2 separate regions of the Homo sapiens genome follow, and region 2 is linked to region 1. Evidence: chromatin loops called from intact Hi-C (ENCODE). Cell type or tissue: Caco-2. All regions are shown on one strand. Links, peaks and the distances in the headings refer to the core of each region. The heading gives the core; the rest is flanking DNA.

What was found. Hi-C counts contacts between places; a loop is a spot of excess contacts. Peaks named below come from ENCODE experiments on the same cell type or tissue, not always from the same donor. Only the 100,000 strongest peaks of a DNase experiment are listed, where the experiment ranks them.
Region 2: it touches region 1 in a loop (8-fold over the local background); 5 of 110 quality-filtered maps call a loop at or near these places.

The regions. Positions count from the first base shown.
Region 1 is chr3:53,800,848-53,811,164 of GRCh38, forward strand. CACNA1D (calcium voltage-gated channel subunit alpha1 D) reads left to right here. Exons shown (of 48, transcript NM_001128840.3): 42 at 211-578; 43 at 1,300-1,326; 44 at 2,576-2,725; 45 at 4,136-4,299; 46 at 7,802-7,923; 47 at 9,131-9,451; 48 at 10,266-10,317. Among named protein-coding and RNA genes, the nearest start is that of CHDH, 40 kb to the right of the region's middle. RefSeq lists enhancers at 3,645-4,446, 6,057-6,558, 6,559-7,058 and a silencer at 4,663-4,712. In Caco-2, for the core only: no CTCF peak of the experiment used is centred there; a DNase peak (open chromatin) is centred at 4,204.
Region 2 is chr3:53,724,616-53,734,932 of GRCh38, forward strand. It overlaps CACNA1D (calcium voltage-gated channel subunit alpha1 D), which reads left to right. Exons shown (of 48, transcript NM_001128840.3): 15 at 2,264-2,384; 16 at 5,827-5,941; 17 at 6,462-6,531; 18 at 7,401-7,467; 19 at 8,200-8,347. Among named protein-coding and RNA genes, the nearest start is that of CHDH, 120 kb to the right of the region's middle. RefSeq lists enhancers at 7,040-7,580, 7,581-8,119. In Caco-2, for the core only: no CTCF peak of the experiment used is centred there; no DNase peak of the experiment used is centred there.

The DNA of each region.
Region 1 (10,317 bases), core at 1,144-9,143:
CTCAGGAAATCGGTAACCTTCCTCATCTCGGGGGGACCAACTGCCACACAGTCACATTCACCCTGATCATTGAGACACTCAGATTGTTTTACAGGGATCCTACGGAGCTTGCCTAGAATTTGTTTTTCATGTAGAAAAAGTTACCTAACATAGCTAGTCTGCATCAAATACTTGTTAAATTACCTGGTGTTGTCTCCCATTATTTTGCAGAGAAATGGTGCCCTGCTTGGAAACCATGTCAATCATGTTAATAGTGATAGGAGAGATTCCCTTCAGCAGACCAATACCACCCACCGTCCCCTGCATGTCCAAAGGCCTTCAATTCCACCTGCAAGTGATACTGAGAAACCGCTGTTTCCTCCAGCAGGAAATTCGGTGTGTCATAACCATCATAACCATAATTCCATAGGAAAGCAAGTTCCCACCTCAACAAATGCCAATCTCAATAATGCCAATATGTCCAAAGCTGCCCATGGAAAGCGGCCCAGCATTGGGAACCTTGAGCATGTGTCTGAAAATGGGCATCATTCTTCCCACAAGCATGACCGGGAGCCTCAGAGAAGGTCCAGTGTGAAAAGGTAACCTTGACAATGTGTTTGGACTTGCTCATGTGGTGTCTGCCCGTGTTGCGTCTAGTCCCAAGGAGCAAGGCGGGTCTGTGCTCTGTGCTCTGGGGCATGGAGGAGGTTCCCCGTAGGCATTTGTGTCAGGATCTGTGAGTGCCCCCCAGGTCACTGCTGCCTCTGACACTCTCCACGTGATGGACCTAAAGGATAAGGGCCACGTGCCATCCTACATCCTGTGTGGGGTGCCGAGGGACCTTAAAACAGCAGCAGCCACAAAATCCACCTCTCAATTGTGCTCACATACTGTGCGACAGGGGTTGGTGAATTGTTTCTCTAAAGGGTCAGTGAGTCAATATTTTAGGCTTTGAGAACCATACAGTCTTGCACCTTCTCAGCTCTGCCGTTGCAGTGTGAAATATGTAAGTGAATGGGTGTGTGGCTGTGCCCATTAAAATTTCCCTATGGTCACTGAAATTTGAACTTCATATATTTGCATATGATGAGATATTTTTTGTCTTCAGATTCTTTTTTATGTTTTTCAATCCTTTATAACAATAAAACCCGTTCATAGCCCATGGGTCATACAAGGCCAGGTGGCAGCCCCTATGTGGATGGCGAATCATAATTTGCTAACCCCTACTCTAGGAGGTAGCCTGATGTTTGCATTGTAAATTTGGTTGGAAATTAACTTTTATCTTCTCCCTCCTTCCCATGTTATGCCTTTCCTGGATAGAACCCGCTATTATGAAACTTACATTAGGTATGTGCTCATTACCTGTTTTTGTGTTAAATACTGTGATGGTATGTTACCAGCTGGCCTCTCTGAGTGCTGAAGAATGAGAAACACTTCTTTGAGCCAGCCTATTAAAGGTTATCATAATTCATGGCTGTGGACTCAGAGGTCAGAGGTTGTTGCTTCTAAGCAAAGGCACCTTCAGATCCATATCTCTGTCGACTCTGTTGCCATCCAAGGACTGGTGTCCACACACAAGGTGCACCCCATGGGCTGGCTCCTGCAGGCCTCGCGATGGCACTAGGAGCATCCATTGTGCATTTACAGGGGCCTCAGCCTGTGTGGCTGGCAGCTCCGGCTGCTCTCTGGGGTCAAGCTTCTTGTGGGTGCTTTGCAGCATGACCCAAACCTCCTGAAGGTCAGGAATGGGATCTTGTCATTTTCCCTGTAGCCCTCAAGATATGTGTAGTATATTCCACTCCACATGTATTGACCTGAGTTGAATTGTGGGCGGAATGCCCATTTTGTTGGGGGCCAAGGGAGGATGGGTCTTCCTGTGTCATGTTATGAAGTGAAGTCGGGAGCCATGTGGGCCCAAGTTGGGTGCAAGAAAGTGGAGAAGTCAGAGGAAGTGCCATCCTTCCTTTGGAGAGAGGATTGACATCACCACGTCCTTCTCTGAGGACTGAGGCCAGGATGAGCCGGGTTTCAGGGAGACTTACCACATTCCTGGGGCAGGGCAGCCTTTGGAAACATGGTGGACATGTTCTGTGACAGTTTCCCCTGTGGCACTGTATCCAGAACTCACTCGACCTTCCTGATTTGATACAGCAGGAGGTCAGTGGCCAGGAAGCTCCTTTGTTCCAGGTTCTGAAGTCACACTGGGCTGGAGCTGGGGGACTAGAAGGAGAGGGAGGGATCAGAGCAGATGCCCTGGGAACCCAGGGTCTTTTTCCCTAGGTCCATTTTTTTGTTCTGTTCTCCAAATTGCACCTATTCCTTTGGCTCCAAGGCCTCTGGACACAATGGTTTGACACCAACATTGTGCAGGGCACTGAGAGAGACCCTATCCTGGCCCGCAGGCACACCACACACACAGACACACACACGGTGCTGTTGCCAGAAGCCGGAACAGTCCAGTGCTGCCTGAGGCAGGTGCGCGCTGGGAGAAGCCAGGAGCACCCGGGCAGGGTTGCCGGCCACAGGCAGAGGTGCAGCTGCAGCAGGAATTATCTGCCGCCTGCCCAGGTTCTCAGATCCTCTCTCCCAACTGCAGGTCCGACTCAGGAGATGAACAGCTCCCAACTATTTGCCGGGAAGACCCAGAGATACATGGCTATTTCAGGGACCCCCACTGCTTGGGGGAGCAGGAGTATTTCAGTAGTGAGGAATGCTACGAGGATGACAGCTCGCCCACCTGGAGCAGGTGAGCTGCTCTGGCTCCTGTGGAGAGCGGGAGGCCGCCCTGCCCTGGTGCTCGGCCCACTCCGGAAGCCAGGGCCACCGGCAGCTGCACTTGGGCTTCCCCTAAAAAGCAAAATGGGAGCAGAAACTCCAGGCCAGAGGGAGAGTGGAGCTGGAGAAAGAGAGCCGCAGAGAGGCAGGGTGAGGGCTATTCTTTCAGACCTGTTGCCTTATTTCCACTAGGGGCCTCTGAGGCCTTTTAGTGAAGGCTTGGGAAATGGGAGATGGGCCTGCTTCGTGGCTGGGTTAATGCCTTTCCACCACCCGTCTTTGGAGAGATCAGTTTTTGCTGAATTAACACTTGGAGCTCTGGCGGCCCCAGGGCTCTGTGTGGACGGCGGCTTGGCCAGCCTGGAGCTGGGCCAGGTCCTCATGCACAGCACCTGCCTCCTGCCACTTCAAGGGGTCTCTCGGGGAGATGAAGAAATGAGGGGTCACTCAGCAGAGGGGTCCATCTTGCTTCTGTCCTACAGAAAGAATGTTTGTTAGTACAATGGGCACTCTGCTTTAGGAGGCGTAGCAGGCGGCACAGGCGGATGAAAATCGCCCTCCACCCTCTTCTCTGAACCGCACCTCACTGTGACCAGGGGCCCAGTGAAGTGGAAGTGGAATGGCAGTGAGGTGGCTTCTGGCATCTGAGCCACAGCCTGACCCTCACCCTCTGCTCCCGCAGCCCTTCCCCGTGCCTCTCTCAAATGCCTGACTTCTGAAACCACTGACTCTGAGCCAGATGAACTCGTGTTCCCTTCTCTAGGGCTTTTGCTCACACTGTGGCCCCTGCTTGGATGCCCTCACTCCGTCTGCTGGCCTCATCCCCCCTGTCGAGGGCCTGCTCTAGGGCCTTGCTTTTTATTTCCATGACTGGAATTGAAATCCCTCCCCCAACCCCCAGAAAAGAAAACCTCACGAACCGCATGAGTTCCTCTCTTCCAGCACTGGCCCTTTCCAGCTCGCATTTGATTTCTGTGTGCTCATGGCATTTTCTAAGCCCATTGAGGGTGGGGCTCATGCTTCATGCATCTTGGTGTCCTTGGTGCCCAGCACCTGGCAGAGGGAAGGCACTCAGGAGAGGGGCTCTCACGGAGGAAATGAGTGGGTGAGAGCCTGGCTCACAGGACATCTGCGATCCACATTTGCCCTGGAGCTGAGGGATCAAAACTGCCAGCACATCCCTCAGCACAGGCCTCCAGTCCTGTAATGGCCCTTGGTCTCCATCTGGAATCTTCCATGAAACTGAGGCCAGCCTTGTTCTCAGCCAATCCTACTGTGTCCAAGGGAGGAGGCGGGGAGAGGAGTATGGATGTCAGTCTGGCAGGGTTGAGTGACAGAGCTTGTTACCTAGAACCTTACTGCCCTCCTCTCTGACCTCCAGGCAAAACTATGGCTACTACAGCAGATACCCAGGCAGAAACATCGACTCTGAGAGGCCCCGAGGCTACCATCATCCCCAAGGATTCTTGGAGGACGATGACTCGCCCGTTTGCTATGATTCACGGAGATCTCCAAGGAGACGCCTACTACCTCCCACCCCAGCATGTGAGGCCAGATTTTTTGTTTTGGGTGGAACCTCCCGGGGAACAGTGTACCTCTCCCCCAACCCCCGCTCTGGGGGCCGGTGATGGATGTGTGCTGCCAGGTCAGGATCCTTAGTCCTCAAGACCAGCCCCCAGCCAGAGAGTGTGTCTGCTTTCCTTCCTTTCTCATCCATATCTCACGTGATAGAGCTCTAGCCTCTTCAGTGCTATGCTTGACTCTCTTTGAGAAGAGAGAGGCTGTGGGGCCCTAAGATTGCACGCACACATCTGGTAAGGGGTGTTTTGCATACATAGCATTGTCTTTGAACCTGGGACCATCCTGAGAGGGAGGCAAACCACACACATGCTTTTGCTGTTGTCAGCCCTGCTGCACTCTGTGATGGGGTGACTGAGCCCCCAAAGGGGAAGAGTGGGCTCAAGTGCAGAGCTGGCTGTGCCGCAGGCCTGTCTTGCAAAACCCCATGCCTCTGAGGGCCACCTGGGCATTCTGGTGTCCATCTGTCCTCAGGCCCCTCCAAGCCTTATCCTCCTCCCTCATCTCTGCTCCTCCTCCCTCCCTCATCTTCCCTCCTCCTCCTCCATCTTCCCTCCTCCTCCCTCATCTTCCCTCCTCCTCCCTCATCTTCCCTCTTCCTCCCTCATCTTCCCTCCTCCTCCTCTATCTTCCCTCCTCCTCCTCCATCTTCCCTCCTCCTCCATCTTTCCTCCTCCTCCCTCATCTTCCCTCCTCCTCCTCCTCCCGCATCTTCTCCTCCTCCCTCATCTTCTCCTGCTCCCTCATCTTCCCTCCTCCTCCTCCCTCATCTTCCCTCCTCCTCCCTCCCTCATCTTCCCTCCTCCTCCGTTCCTCCCTCATCTTCCCTCCTCCTCCCTCATGTTCCCTCCTCCTCCTCCCTCATGTTCCCTCCTCCTCCTCCCTCATTTTCTCTCATCTTCCCTCATCTTCCTCCTCCTTCGTCTTCTAGCATCTTCCTTTATCTTCCTCCTCCCTCATCTACCCTCCTCCTCCTTCTTTTCCCTCCCCCTCTCCTCCCTCCTCCTCCCTCCTCCCTCCTCCCTCATCTTCCCTCCTCCCCCTTCCTCTCCCTTGCCTTCCCTCCTCCTCCCTCACTTTCTCTGCTTCTCCCTCATCTTCCTGTCAAGTCTGTCAGTGCCCTCTGCTCACGGGGCAGGTTCTGGACTTGTTGGTCCCCTTCACTCTGGGGCCAGGAAACCCATCCCACCTAGAGGGGCTGGGGCTGGGGCTGGCTGCTTCCACCTGCTTTCCCTCTGCAGCGGTGGGTGGCAGGAGCTGGCGGATCTGGGTCATCCTGAGCAAGGAACTCCAGCTGGGGGAAGAGGTGCAGCCCTGGCCCCTTCCAGCCCTTGGCTGAACAGTTTCATTTTGGACATGTGGGCATTTTGCTGATGGTTAAGGACTATCCATTTCTGGAATTTCTGAGGAATGAAGCATATTTTTGAACAGGACTCTAATCAGTAACCAAAAATAGCCGTGACACATCGGCTTCTGAGTCTGCCAACTGCATATACTATAAAGAGCACCACTGGGAGGTGCCCAGGGCCCTCTGCCTCACTCCAACTGTCACAGCCCCACTGGGGAGTGTGACCAGACCCATTTCCATGGTTAATATTTAATTCCTCAGCCCTGAACACATGCAGCTAAATGAAGTCACTCCTTTCCCATAAATACTAGATGAAGCAGATGCAGGTGAGGCCGGGTGATGGCCCTCGCCCTTGTGAGTTCCACTGCCTTCCTCGGGCCTCGGCCTTTGTCTACTGCCTACTTGGCCAAGCAAGCAAGCACATGAATCCCACCAGCCACAGTGCCAGAGAGGAGCTGAGTGGGCAGGAGTGGCTGTGCTCTTGATTCATAAGGTGGTTTTGCTTTGCTGCCCCGCAGCTCAGACCTTGGACAGGAAGAACATTTCCCTCCTCCACCTGTGTTCTCAGCTGCAGGGGGATTCCCTCCTCCTCCAGAGAGTGTTGTGCAGAGCACATGAGATGGTGGGGATCCCTGGAGCATTTTAGAAATGGAAAAGCACCACATACAGGAGAGGGACCGCTGCTCTCCTTTCCCAGCCCCCAGCCCGGCCATTCGATCTGGAAACCTATGCTCCACAGCACAGTTGGCCCCTGGGTGGTGCGTGGAGGGAAGGCTTTCTGATGAGGCAGCCGTGTGTGTCCCATGTAGGCAACTGAACCAGGAGGCCCCACAGTGCGCACTGGGCACGAGAGACCAGGACTGGCTGTCTCGTTCCTCTCTGCTGGGCAGTGCCTAGCCAAGGACTCAGCCCGGTCTCTTGTGTGCAGCCCCAGTGTGCCTGGGAGTCCTCCCCTGGCTAGGCCCTGGGCTTTCCAATAGCGGAATGAGGGGCATGTGGAGTTTTGCCAGGGCTGAGAAAGGAGGCCCTGTGATCCGAGAAAAGCAGCGGTCAAGATAGGAGCCATAGAAATGCCTTGTAAACGATAGGTGTGCTCTCGACAGAGGCCCCTGCAAGGGGTAGGAGGTTTCTGGGAGGAGGCTGCTGGCTGTGTCTTAGGGCCCCAGAATTCAGACTGATCTCCCGGGCCTGGTGCCCTGTGAAGCTGGGAGCTGTGGATTGTCTTGTTAACCTCTGTGTGAGCCTCTGTTGGAAGAGCTGTTAGCAGGACAAGCATTTTCTTAAAATTAGAGGTGTCCTTTGTTTGTATTCAGTGCTAGAGAAGCTGAATCTTTCCCAACAAAAATAATTTGCTTATTACCTGGTCAAGCTGATCAGTGCAGGTAAAGTCCCTCCCTTTAAAACAGGTGTAAACACAGGAGCCCCAGCAAGATATGTCAGCTGCTGGGGACACTTAGGGTATCTGGAAGGTGACAGTGGGAAGTGTCGTGGGGTTCTGGCAGGACTTGTGTTCTTGCACTGAAGTGCTGTGCGCTCCCCACAGTATGCAGCGCCAGGGCTTCTGACTCGGATCAGTTGCCCTATGGGCTGCCTTCACTCCTCCTCCTGAGAACAGGCGAACGTTTAAAAGTAGTAAGTTCTCTTTGGGAGGCTGAGGCGGGTGGATCACGAGGTCAGGAGATCGAGACCATCCTGGCTAACACGGTGAAACCCTGTCTCTACTGAAAATACAAAATAGTAGCCGGGCGTGGTGGCGGGCGCCTGTAGTCCCAGCTACTCGGGAGGCTGAGGCAGGAGAATGGCGTGAACCCGGGAGGTGGAGCTTGCAGTGAGCTGAGATTGCGCCACTGCACTCCAGCCTGGGCGACAGAGCCAGACTCCATCTCAAAAAAAAAAAAAAAGTAGTAAGTTTGTACTTTAAAAAACATCCCTCACTGGGGCTTCTGCCTTCATCCTCTCCTACTAAAGTTTGGAGACCTCACTACCTAATCTTTCTCTTGGACAAACCGCATGCTTCTTCCTGGGCTCGTTGCTGAGCATCCGGGGCCACCCTGACTCTGAAAGACGGTGTCCCGGCAGAGAACTTGCTTCACAGCTGTGTGATGCCCTTTGCTTTCCCAGCCCACCGGAGATCCTCCTTCAACTTTGAGTGCCTGCGCCGGCAGAGCAGCCAGGAAGAGGTCCCGTCGTCTCCCATCTTCCCCCATCGCACGGCCCTGCCTCTGCATCTAATGCAGCAACAGGTGAGCGGCCCACCTGGCCTTGCCCCCACACCTAGGGGCACCCCACATAGGACCCCCATCAGGTCACTCCCTTCTCCTTGGCCTTAAGCACCAGGAGGGAAGGAGAGAATCTTCACCTACAGTCTAGTTAATCTTTGTAACAATCCTGTCAAATAGCTATGGCCATGAGTCCCATGCTGCCCAAGCTCACACAAGTGACTGCTGGCATTTGAATCCAGGGAGCCAGCTGCCAAAGCTGGCCTCACTGCCCAGGTGCCTCCCTGCGATCCCCACCACCTCTTCCTGGCATTGAATACAGAGCCTGATGTGATCTGAGCTCAGGGAGTGGGGGCCACTTGGCTGATTCTGAACAAGCGGTGCAGCCCTTCATTTTCTCTAAGAAGTGGTTCCTTCATTAAGTTTATGGGTCCCTCCATGGGCAGGGCCCTGTGGGTACTATGCAGGGTTAACCTCCCCTGCCTACAAAGGGAGCAGTCTGGGGAGAACAGTTTGCCCACGTTGAGGGCGGCTGCACAGGCAAGAGGGTGGGGCCGGAGCCCACTCACTAGGGCTTTCCCTCAAGGATAACAATATGGCGCTTTTTCTTTCTGAAAATATCACATCAGAGATGCCATTCATTCGTGCACGACAGGGTGGTGGGCATGGACCTGTGCTGTTTACAGACAGCGTTCCCCGTCCCTCTCTGCAGAGTGTGAACCCCAAGGTGCATCTGCCGTGGTGGGATTGTAAGACCGGGGCTTGTACCCAGTGCTTTAGCACATGCCAAATGCCGGCTCTAGGATGCATTACTCCAGAGCAAAGAGAACCAGCTGTTTTCCTATAAGTGCTGGGAAGTGGTAGTTTCCCCTGAATGTACTTCGGTATTTAAACCCAGCATGAACTGGGTGGTGTGTTCACACCCACAGCTTGTTGGGCTTCCCTGATTCTTCATTCTGAAGCAATTTCATGAATTAGCAACTGATACCTCCTTGGGAAAAGCCAAAGGAAATGCATTATGGATTCGGGGTAAAAGAAAGCACAGTCTGCTAGAAAACAAAGTCATCACCGCCCATTCATTCAGCGTACTTCAGTGTGCCCATGTCCTTTCCAAGTCCTTGCCTGGACTGCCCCTGGCGAGCGCAGCGCCGGTGCTTGGTCTGTGCGCAGAAGGTTTGAGGCCCGGACCTCTGAGAACCTCTGGTCTCCCAACAGTCCCCTCTTTCCTCAGATCATGGCAGTTGCCGGCCTAGATTCAAGTAAAGCCCAGAAGTACTCACCGAGTCACTCGACCCGGTCGTGGGCCACCCCTCCAGCAACCCCTCCCTACCGGGACTGGACACCGTGCTACACCCCCCTGATCCAAGTGGAGCAGTCAGAGGCCCTGGACCAGGTGAACGGCAGCCTGCCGTCCCTGCACCGCAGCTCCTGGTACACAGACGAGCCCGACATCTCCTACCGGACTTTCACACCAGCCAGCCTGACTGTCCCCAGCAGCTTCCGGAACAAAAACAGCGACAAGCAGAGGAGTGCGGACAGCTTGGTGGAGGCAGTGAGTACGGTTCTTGGCCGTGGTGGGCAGGAAGCACCAGGAGCAGCAGAGGTGCAACTGTAACAGCAGGAAGGGCAGTGGTGGGAGGGCGGCCAGGCTGTGAGCTAGGCTGCCTCAATCAGACACTTCTGAGCAGCAGGAATGTACCTGAAGCATGAGTAAAAACTGGTCACCACCACTGGCTGCAGTGGCTTACGTCTGTAATCTCAGCACTTTGGGAGGCCGAGGCGGGTGGATCACCTGAGGTCAGCGGCTCAAAGACCAGCCTTGCCAACATGGTGAAACCCCGTCTCTACTAAAAATACAAAAATTAGCCGGGCGTGGTGGTGTATGCCTGTAATCCCAGCTACTCAGGAGGCTGCAGCAGGAGAACTGCTTGAACCCGGGAGGTGGAGGCTGCAGTGAGCCGAGATCACACCACTGCACTCCAGCCTGGGCCACAGAGCGAGACTCTTGTCTCAAAAAAAAAAAAAAAAAAAAAAAAAAAACAAAAACTGGTCACCACCGTCAATTCTCATAAATGAGCTGTGCTGGCATTATGGGTGCTGTTCCGGCATATGTTTCTAGTTTATACTAAATGTCTTTCCCCAGTGGGTTTCACTCTTGTTGGGCCATGTGTAGTTTTTTAGCTCCAGGACATTTTCAAAGCCATTTACACTAGTTATTATGTATGAGGTCTAGAAAACATGATTGAGCTGCATCCCCAAAGCACACGGTGCAGTTAAGTTAGCACTGGAGTTGATTTTTCTGTCGTCCCCCTGCCCTGCAAAGCCTTATAACACCCCCATGCCATCCATCCCTCTTTTCTGTACAGGTCCTGATATCCGAAGGCTTGGGACGCTATGCAAGGGACCCAAAATTTGTGT
Region 2 (10,317 bases), core at 1,257-9,256, 76 kb before region 1:
TGCTCCCCTGACTCTACGCTGAGGTGCTCAAAACCCTCCTCCTTGGACAGGGTCTGATGGGGAAGTTTAAAAGACCCACCTGTCCTCATTGCTTTTCCTGTGTGATGTGAGCTGCAGAGCCCTGCCAGAGAGGAAAGGCAGCAGACAGCTGGGTCCTGTGGTGGCCCTTTCCATGCCCAGCTCTCTGCTGTGGATGAGTCACTTACCCATTTCTGAAGAAATCCAGAGACCAAAGGGAATGATCTGGACAATTCTCTCCCACTTGGTCATTTTCAGGTATATATAATCTGCTGTAAGCCATAGTATTGTTGTTTGAATTATACTTAAATTTTGGCTGCTGATCAGTGATTCTTTTTTAAAAAAAAATTTCTTTCAGAGAAACTGGTGTCTTTTTTTTTTTTTGGTAATGCATGCATATGGCACAAAATTCTAATGTTACAAATGAATAATAATTCTCCCAGCCAGCCACAAATTTCCTCTTCTAGGAAGCAACCACCATTAAACAGTTTCTTGTGAATTCTTAGATCTGCATTTTCTGATAGCTACAACTCAGTTAAGCTACCTATAGGAGACTTTCCACAGACAGGAGCTCACTGTACGTGCTGTTTTGCATCTTGCTTTTATCACTTTGAGTGTCCTCAAGAGCCTTCCTGCTTGGTCCATAAAAGGCTGCCCCTCCTTTGAAACGCTGCGTCCATGCGGTGGTAGATGTGCCGTTGTTCATATGACCAGTCCCTTGCTGACAAGCATTGAGTTCTGTCTGGTCTTAGCCCACATACACAGGGCTCCAGTAGGTGACCCTGAACACGCATCAGAGGGCACATGTGTTGGCTGTAGATCTGTGGGATAAACTCCCAGAGATGGAATTGCTGCTTTAGAGGGTGTGTCCATTTTAAATGTTGACACACGTGCCCAAGTGCTCTCCTTATGGTTGTATTAGCTCATTGTCTTCACACTGCCCATTGCCTCACTGCCTCTCCCCTCAGTGGAGAGCATGCTTTGGGATGCCCATCAGTTAGGTGAAAATGGCATTTCATTGTACTTTTAAAAGATACTGTTCTTATCAGGAGTGAGGTTGAACGTCTTTTCCTATGACTCAGAGCCATCAGTAGTGCCTTTTCTGTGAATTACTTTATCTTTTCAAATCATTTGCCCATTTTTGTTTGGTTGTGATCCATAACAGTTTAAATTTTAAAAATATCTAGTTCAGATTGAAGATAAAGGAGCTCTGTCTGTCGTCGGAAGATAGCATTTTTTTCATTACTGTTCTTATTCATCTGATTCTATTTCATCATGGATTGAATTATCAAGTATGATCAGTAGAGAAGATTAAATTTCAGGTCATTGGTGATATCTACTCTTGAGGTAGTTTTGTAAATTTACATGAGACATTTAGAATTTCCTGCTTTTGTAATTTCATAGGTATAATTATCCATTTCCACAGTTGATGGACTATGTGGAATGCTATGCAGCAGTTAAAAGAATGAGATGCACCTTCTGACACAGAGGGTCTCCAGAGTATGTTGTTGAATGAAAAAACAAGCCAGTTGCAGAAAACTTTGCATAGCATGATATCCTTTATGTCTGAAAACTCAGAGAAGACACCTAGTGCTTGTTTTCTTTGTGTGTAAACGTGTTTAAATCTGTAGTTGAAGGTTCCAGAGAGACACAGAAAGAGCATGCTTTCTGGGGAAGGGACTAAAACTGGGCTGGGGTGTAATCAAAAAGCACATAAATCTTGGCTGGGTGAGGTGGCTCATGCCTGTAATCCCAGCACTTTGGGAGGCTGAAGTGGGCGGAACACTTGAGGTCAGGAGTTCGAGACCAGCCTGGCCAACTGCTGTAACACTCTCTCTACTAAAAATATAAAAATTAGCCGAGTGTGGTGGTGGTCACCTGTAATCCCAGCTACTTGAAAGGCTGAGGCAGGAGAGTTGCTTGAACCGGGGAGGTGGAGGTTGCAGTGAGCTGAGATCAAGCCACTGCACTCCAGCCTGGCAATAGAGCGAGACTCCATCTCAAAAACAAACAAACACTTAAGTCTTAATAATAAGGTTATTTTTTTTCACTCAAAGAATTATCTATTTGTGTAATTAAAAAACAGTGTTTTAGAAATTCCATGGGATAACAGATGGATTTGTTCAGTGCAAACTGGACTGTGAAAGGCAGCTTAAACCAGATCTAGGCAGCCACCGAGGGGCTCTAAGAGAGCGGCTGCAATTTGTGAATCCACCTGCTGGCTGATACCAGTTTGGCTTCTCAGATCCTGACAGGCGAAGACTGGAATGCTGTGATGTACGATGGCATCATGGCTTACGGGGGCCCATCCTCTTCAGGAATGATCGTCTGCATCTACTTCATCATCCTCTTCATTTGTGGTAACTGTATCCTTCAAGCCGACCAGGCTTTGTTGTTGCCGTCGTTATCTGGTTTTGTTTTTCTTCCTCTGCATTTCTCTGTGGTGATGGTGGTGGTAGTAGTTGTGGCAGGGAGGTAAATGCCTTTACCTTATTAGCTCAATATCTGCTTTTCTTCCATGCTGCTGGGGGACAGCGTCCTGTAAGCAGAATTCCAGAGAGGCTTTGAGGGATGCGCTCTGGCTAAGAGAAGCAAGCCCAGGGAAGGAGCGTGAGACAGCACACATACTGGTCCCAGAGGTCACTCAGTTTGGCATCATGTCTCCTGTACAGGTCCCGAGGGATGGCTGAGCGCAAGGCCAGGTGGTTCTTTATGTTATCATTATTGGGAGCTTAGGCGTCCATCTGTGACTTCCTAAGACCCTTCGTGACTGATGAGAGCCATCTTTGTGGACTGATCTGTGCTCCCCTGGGCTAATTTCACTTTGCTGATCTGTCCATCTTTGCGGATCAAGTGTCCATTGGCTAGCTGCTAAATCATGCTGCATAACTTCTCTCTGCCTTACTTTACCCCTTTTCCCTGTCGAGAGGCACCCTCTAATCCTAGACTTCTGGAATTGGCCCTTAGATCTGTATTTACCTCATTCAGACCCTTCCTGATCCTATAGCCTTTGGTTCTCGGTGTTTTATCTCCAGGTCCTCCATGCCTAGCACCAGACCTGGTACACAGAGGCCTTTAATGAATGTTTGATGCATGAACGACGTACACACTCATGATACTACATCTGGGTTTTCACCCTTCCATTTTAAAAGGTCCTAATCTGGATTCTGCTTCTAAGGTGGCCCAGATCTCTGTAGGTGTTTTCTTCTTTATCTTGTCTGGCTCACTGATAAATTTTCTTCAGTGTGGTAACCTCAGTGCAAACCTGCCCCCTTTTCTACAAGGACAATGCTTTGTGCTATAAGGTATTTTATAAAAACCCCATCTCAACACATATACATCCTTGTAGTCCCTTGACTCGGCTCTAAGGCCCCCTCCACAAGAGCCACCCCTGCCCTGTCTCCCACCCAGAGAAGGTTCTTCTACCTCTGAGCTCCCCCTCAGATTTTATCCACGTCTCTTACTGCCTGTAGGTTCTTCTGTCTACTGGATTTTTATTTATTTATTATTATTATTTTATAGAAGGAGTCTCACTCTGTCACGCAGGCTGGATGGAGTGCAGTGGTGCAATCTCGGCTCACTGCAACCTCCGCCTCCTGGGTTCAAGTGATTCTCCTGCCTCAGCCTCCTGAGTAGCTGGGATTACATGTGTGCACCACCATGCCCAGCTAATTTTTGCATTTTTAGTAGAGATGGGGTTTCTCCATGTTAACCAGGCCGGTCTAAAACTCCTGACCTCAGGTGATCCGCCCGCCTTGGCCTCCCAAAGTGCTGGGATTACAGGTGTGAGCCACTGCGCCCGGCCTGTCTACTGGAATTTTGAGTGGGCATTCCTCCATCTCCCTAACTAGATGGATAAGCTTCTTGAGTCAGGAATCTTTTTGTATTCACATCTCTCAATAGAGTACGGGATCTTGCACATAGTTGGCCCTTGGTAAATGAAAGGTCATTATTTTCTTTTTCTGCTGTCCTATGGTTGACTCTTTAGGCCACAGCAACATCCTGGACTTGAATCTGCAGAGAAGTATTCCCTGGTGCTTGTCTGTGGTTGCATGTTGTTTTCTTTATAGCACATGCCACTGTATCAGAGGTGCTTAGGGAGCTGCTTATGCTCTGTCTTCCCCAACTAGAGTAGACATTCCAGTGTGTGGTGTTTCTTCCTGTGCCCTCAGCACCCACAACAGTGCCTGACACATTGGAGGTACTTGGTAGATCTTTCTGGATGAATTCCAGAGCATGCCACTCTTTAGGAGGGTCTGAGTAATGCCTCTCAATACAGATGATGGATTTTGCTCTGGAAAGTTGTTACAAGCTTGTAAGATCTTCCTGTGGCTCATCACTCTGGATTTGCTTTCCACTACCCAAAGGAGTTGAGTGTCATGGCAAGACTAGAGAGATTATTGTTTCTTCACTGAGATCATGGAGGGAATACTCAGTACAGCTAGTCTCATCACTAGCCCCTGTCCGAGTTACCATTACCCCAGGCCTAGCAGAGGAATGCTCATGTTACCAAGCCATCTCCAGCCCAGGACTAATTGCTTCCTGAGGCTCATTGCAGCTCCAGTTAAAAAATAGGCCAGCATGTCAAAGGCTTTTTGAGTCTTAATGTAATTCACTTACGTTTCTCTCCTCTTTAAAACCTTGAATAGATTAGTCAGGCGTGCTATTCCCTCACAGAGATTTCATCATCTGTTCCTTGTTAGGTTATGTTGGTTTACGTGTTCAGCAACCCATCCAAGACAACAAATTGCACAGGGCGTATGGGACAGTGCTATGCTGCTCCTGTCTCGGGGTCTCTGGGCTCCTGCAGTTTTGCCTGCAGATGGCCGGGCATCAGGCAGAGAGAAGCATTTGTCACAGAAGGGGGCCTTCTCACTTATTGCCCTCTCATCCCTGTGCTTCTCAAAAACATGCTTCACTGCTAGTGGGTAAGAAACAGGCATCTTCTGATTTAGGAGTCTTGTTCAGAATACTTGTTAAAAACAAAAACATTCAAGAAAGCCATGTATACAACATTAGAGTAAGAGTGAAAAAATATGATAATTTGTTCAGTCACCTAACCTTTTATTGTGTTTTTTAACTGGAACTGCAATGAGCCTCGGGAAGCAATTTGTCCTGGGCTGGAGAGGGCAAAAATCAAGTTCAGGTACAGTGATCAAAGATCGAGCTGCAGTGAGACTATTCACAACAGTCCAGCACCAGGTGGCAGTAAGTCAGACACATTATAGTCAGTCAGTGTTTGTGGAGTGAAGGAATGAATGAGTTATCTGTAGACTCTGAAGGTTATTTCAAAGGAGAAAGTCTCATACTGTCTTGTGCAAGGGCATCATCATTTGAATAACTTGCAACCTTTGAAGTGGTCTGTTTTGGAAAGCACTCCCCTGAATATATATGTTGTAGTTGTAGTATGTGTTTAAAAAAAAAACCCAAACTACTTTTTAATTATACCATGTTTATGTTATAGATTGTTTTATAAAATGTATAACATAGCTATAGATACGTAGATGTTTGGACACACACACACACAGAGAAAGGTTGAAATTAGTGGGTTTTCATGGGTTTTAGTGAATCTTAATTTTACTTCTGTAGACTGTCCTTTTACAGGTTTTTACTTTTGTTTTGTTTTGTTTTGTTTTGTTTTGTTTGAAAAGCAGGGCTCTGGTACTCTAGTTTTGCTGTGTGAGTATAACACTTGGGACGGTCACTTACTACCAGCTTCCCGGGATGCAGAGGTGTGTGGCGTTGCCATTGTTGGCCGCACGTAGTTGCATTTAGTAGTGTGTTGTGCCCTTAAAAAGTTGAAATTAGATATTCTACTGAATGTCTTCTTGGCCATCGCTGTAGACAATTTGGCTGATGCTGAAAGTCTGAACACTGCTCAGAAAGAAGAAGCGGAAGAAAAGGAGAGGAAAAAGATTGCCAGGTAACCCTATTTTCCCCTGACGTGTTTGTCCAGGGGCTGTGTTGGGAGCCCTGCAACAGTTGCAGCCTGCCAGGCTTACCCCCGCATCACGGCAGCTGCAGCCCCCGGGTTGCTGCTTTGTGGATCATGGTTGACCATGCACTGCAGACCAAAACGGATGGAATCTTGGGCAGAAGCCAGGCTCTTGGCTGTCATCCCTCGGGGCTGAGAGTGGGAGTCACGTGTCCCCATGCTTAAAGAATCACTGCAGTTAATTTTGGTGTCATAAAATAAATGATGCATTCAATGCTGATTAGCTCTCAGATGAGAATTTTAATAAGATGGTCTGTGTAATGAATCCATCGCATTGAGATTACCAGGAAGCTCTGAGTTTGGGTTGTGCTAGGCTCTTGTGGTTAGTGTTGTTTCTAATTAAATTCTGTCCTTCATTGGAGCATTATTGATTCAGAATCCTGATTAGCATTTTTATACAGAGTAACATGGTTATTTGGTTTCTTGTGCTCTTTTCTCTTCTCTTTAGAAAAGAGAGCCTAGAAAATAAAAAGAACAACAAACCAGAAGTCAACCAGATAGCCAACAGTGACAACAAGGTATGTATTCTAAGATGCTTCTCCCCTTTTTGTTTCAAAATGATCCTGTTGATCTCCATACATGTACCATTTACACTGTGGAAGTGTCTTGTGTATCATTCTTGTAATATTTTGGTGTGAAGAATATGGCACACCATATAGACCCTGGCTTCCCAGGGGGGATTCTGGTTGAATTTAGGCAGTTAGTTGTGTTTACTGATATTTCACCAGAAAACCAATATGATAAAGAATTGACTAGTTTGACCACTTATGTTTTCTTTATTGGAATTGTGCAATCAGCCCTGACCCGTGGTCAGGATCACGTTAGCATCTTCTGAGTGGGTATGAAAATCGCGGATTTTTAATAGATGTCTGTTTCCAGAGGTAATCCCAGGATCAGGTGGCCTCAGGGCTATACTGTAAAACTGAATCCCATTTATGACAGCCCTGGTTGTTTTGTTCTTTCTCTGTTCATCGAGTTGATAAATGCTTACTGAGTGGCTATCATGTATCAGACACTGAGGATTCAGGAATGAAGAAGACAGGTCCCTGCCTTCATGGGGCTCACAGTCTGGCAGGAAGACAGGAGTATGAGATGCATTATCACATGGTATGAGTGAATGTGCTGGCACAGGGCAAGGACAGAGCCCTGAATGGTGCTGGCTAACCACGACTGGGTCAGGGTTCAGCCTTCTTCTCACCTGCCCTCAGGCCTTCTGTCTGAAGCAGAATCACCATCTGGGGACATCTGCCTGTCCCTGCACACTCAAATACAGATGCAGCTTTGGGGAGGAATCCATGCCCTATGCTGGACCACCAGGGTGACTTTTCCTCTCTGAAGTGATTTTAAGTCAGTCTCCCCTCCTCCCAAGATGTCTTTGTCATCCTAGGTTACAATTGATGACTATAGAGAAGAGGATGAAGACAAGGACCCCTATCCGCCTTGCGATGTGCCAGGTATGGTGGCGGAGGCCGGAGACGCTGGCTTTGCTGTGTGTCTTTGCTACTGCTCTGTGACCACCTGCCGAGTCTGCGGCCAGCCAGCCCAGCAGCGTGCACATGAGCTGCTGAGGCCACCAAGGCCGTGGGACCAGTTAGCTCGCCTTTTTCCCATGGTCACAGGCAGAATGTGTCACTCAAATTCCAGGTGATGGGGAGGGAAAGTGCAGGTGGGTCAGGGCAGTCCCAGCTTCTGCTGGGAGACTGGTCCAGGAGGCCCCCCGGTGTTAGCGCTCACCTGACACTTTTATATTTGACTGGCACATTTATTGGCTGATGTGGGTGGGACTGTGGAGTTGGGAGCCTAGGAGCTGATTGAGACTGAAAGTCCCACACAGTTTCTCAGGCTAGTCTGAGCGAGGAGGTTACTGGGGAAACAGCCAGGTGTTGGGAGGTTGGCAGTGAGAATCTCAGCACTGCCACCTTTCATCTGTGGTCAGATCTTACGCTGGTGGGAATCTCATCATTCCCGCAAACTAAACATGCTCACCAGACGGGGACACTTCTCAGCACCCCCCACCCCTGCAACACACACTCAGTCCATGTTCTGAAGGAGCAGGAGGGTTTTGATTCATGTAAGCAGGTAGATGTTGTTAAAGTTTAAGCCAAATTTGCATGTGAAATTAAGAATAATTCAAACCCATATGTAGTCTTTATTTCATGCCTATAAAAAAAGTATTTCATTTAAAGTAGGGGAAGAGGAAGAGGAAGAGGAGGAGGATGAACCTGAGGTTCCTGCCGGACCCCGTCCTCGAAGGATCTCGGAGTTGAACATGAAGGAAAAAATTGCCCCCATCCCTGAAGGGAGCGCTTTCTTCATTCTTAGCAAGACCAACCCGTAAATACTCCCCTTCTAGTCTCTCACGGCTGCCTCTTGCCAGTGACCCTACAGGTTGCTTGAGGGTGGCTCGGGTGGGGGTGAGGGGAAGTGGTTCACAGCCCTTTCTGAACCTGAGTGTCCCTGGCGCCCTCACCCAAGTCCCCTCCAACCCCTCTCTCCTCCACTGTTGCTCTTGCCCTCAGCTCATCTCTTCCTAGCTGCCTCCTTCCCACAGGGGTGTGGCCAGGTCCTGGGAGGAGCTCCATTCTAGGTTCTCCTCCCTGCCTTCACCCCTGCATGGGGACAGCAATGGGGAAAGCCTTGTCCACCCCAGCATATTCCAGCTGGAGCTCACTGCTCTGGTGTTCCATGCTTCGGCCAGCCGTGGAAATTTTTCCTAATGAGTGGATCTTCTGTTAGGATGCCTTGTGGGATGAGAATTTTTGTGACCAAGGTCCGCATAGCATCCTCATCCTCATAGATCCCCCACTTGATTGATCAGTTTTCCCAATTGAGTTTTATCTTTGTAAAGTCATATTGCACAGTGATATTTTATGGGTTGTAAGTATTCAGTTCAGCTCTATGATAGTCTACTTAAAATAGCATTTCTCATGTTAAAATGATAAGGTGCTCACAAGGAACAGGGTAATGACTCACAAGTACTATAAGAGGAAGACGTTTATTTACTAGCTAGTTTCTAGGTTTTAAATCATCTGGGACTGAGTGGAATGCCAGGGGAAATAAATGGCTCCTGGAAAGGTTTCTAGAATTGCAGAAGTAGTTCTTGGCTGTCAGAGAACAACTCTTTATAATTCATTGGCCCTAGGGAGACACAGGTGGGAAGCAAGGCCTGCTGGCATCCTCAGAGATATGAAGATGTGATGGTAGCTTTTACAGCTCACCACTGTTTGGGTGTTCTTTAAAAAAAAAAGGTTATTAAACTGATATTGCTGACACCTACAGCCCTTTGTGTGTGTGTGTGTGTTTGTGTGTGTGTGTGTGTGTGTGTATGTATGTATGTATGTATATGTATATATATATACATATACATATACATATATATATGTGTGTGTATATATATATATATATATATATATATATATATGTTGAGGGAATGCATTTATTTTCACCTAAAGCTACAAAGCACTCCTGCCCTCACTAGCTTGGAAGTTCTTTCCCAGACTCAACTGCTAACCACCTTCAGGTCCTCAGGGGGGTACGCCCAGCATTAAATAGGCCCAAAAGGGAGGACTTGAAGTGAGGGGTCGCCTTACATAAAGTTGACTCCAGTTTGAAAGTGGAAAAAATCTTTTCCAAGGAAAAGCTATCTATCTATAATAGTCTTATAGAATACAGGAATACAGATAGGTATATATACATATACACACGTATATACTTTAGAATTTAAACATATACATACATATTTTAGATATACATATATACACACATATACTTTACAATTTAAATATATGTGTATACATATATTTATGTGTATGTTTTATATATATGTTTTATGTGTATACATATATGTACATATACATACATAAATACATACATGTGTATATGTATATGTTTAAATTCTAAAGTCAAACATTGAGGGTATGGATAACCAGTTGCTAACCAGGCGCAGGGCACATTGAGGACAGCAGCGAGGTTCTGATGGCCCAGAGAGCCATCGTTTGAGCCCAGGTGTCAGGCATGAGCCACCCTCCATTGCTTCACGAGACCACAGGACTTGGTGAGAACTCTCATGCCGGGCCATGAGATCCTTGCATGTTAGCAAATGATGCTCCAACCTTCACTTTCTGAGGACTGCTTGTGGGTCAACTCCAAAATTTAAAAAAATAATAATAACATCTATTACAAAATCTGCAGACAGCCAGAGATGTCCTGAAGTCTCAGTTACTGCAGGTCACTATAAATAGTATGACCTTGCACCTGCAAGACAAGCCTGGGATTCATCTCATTCTGTGTGAACTGTTGAGGGC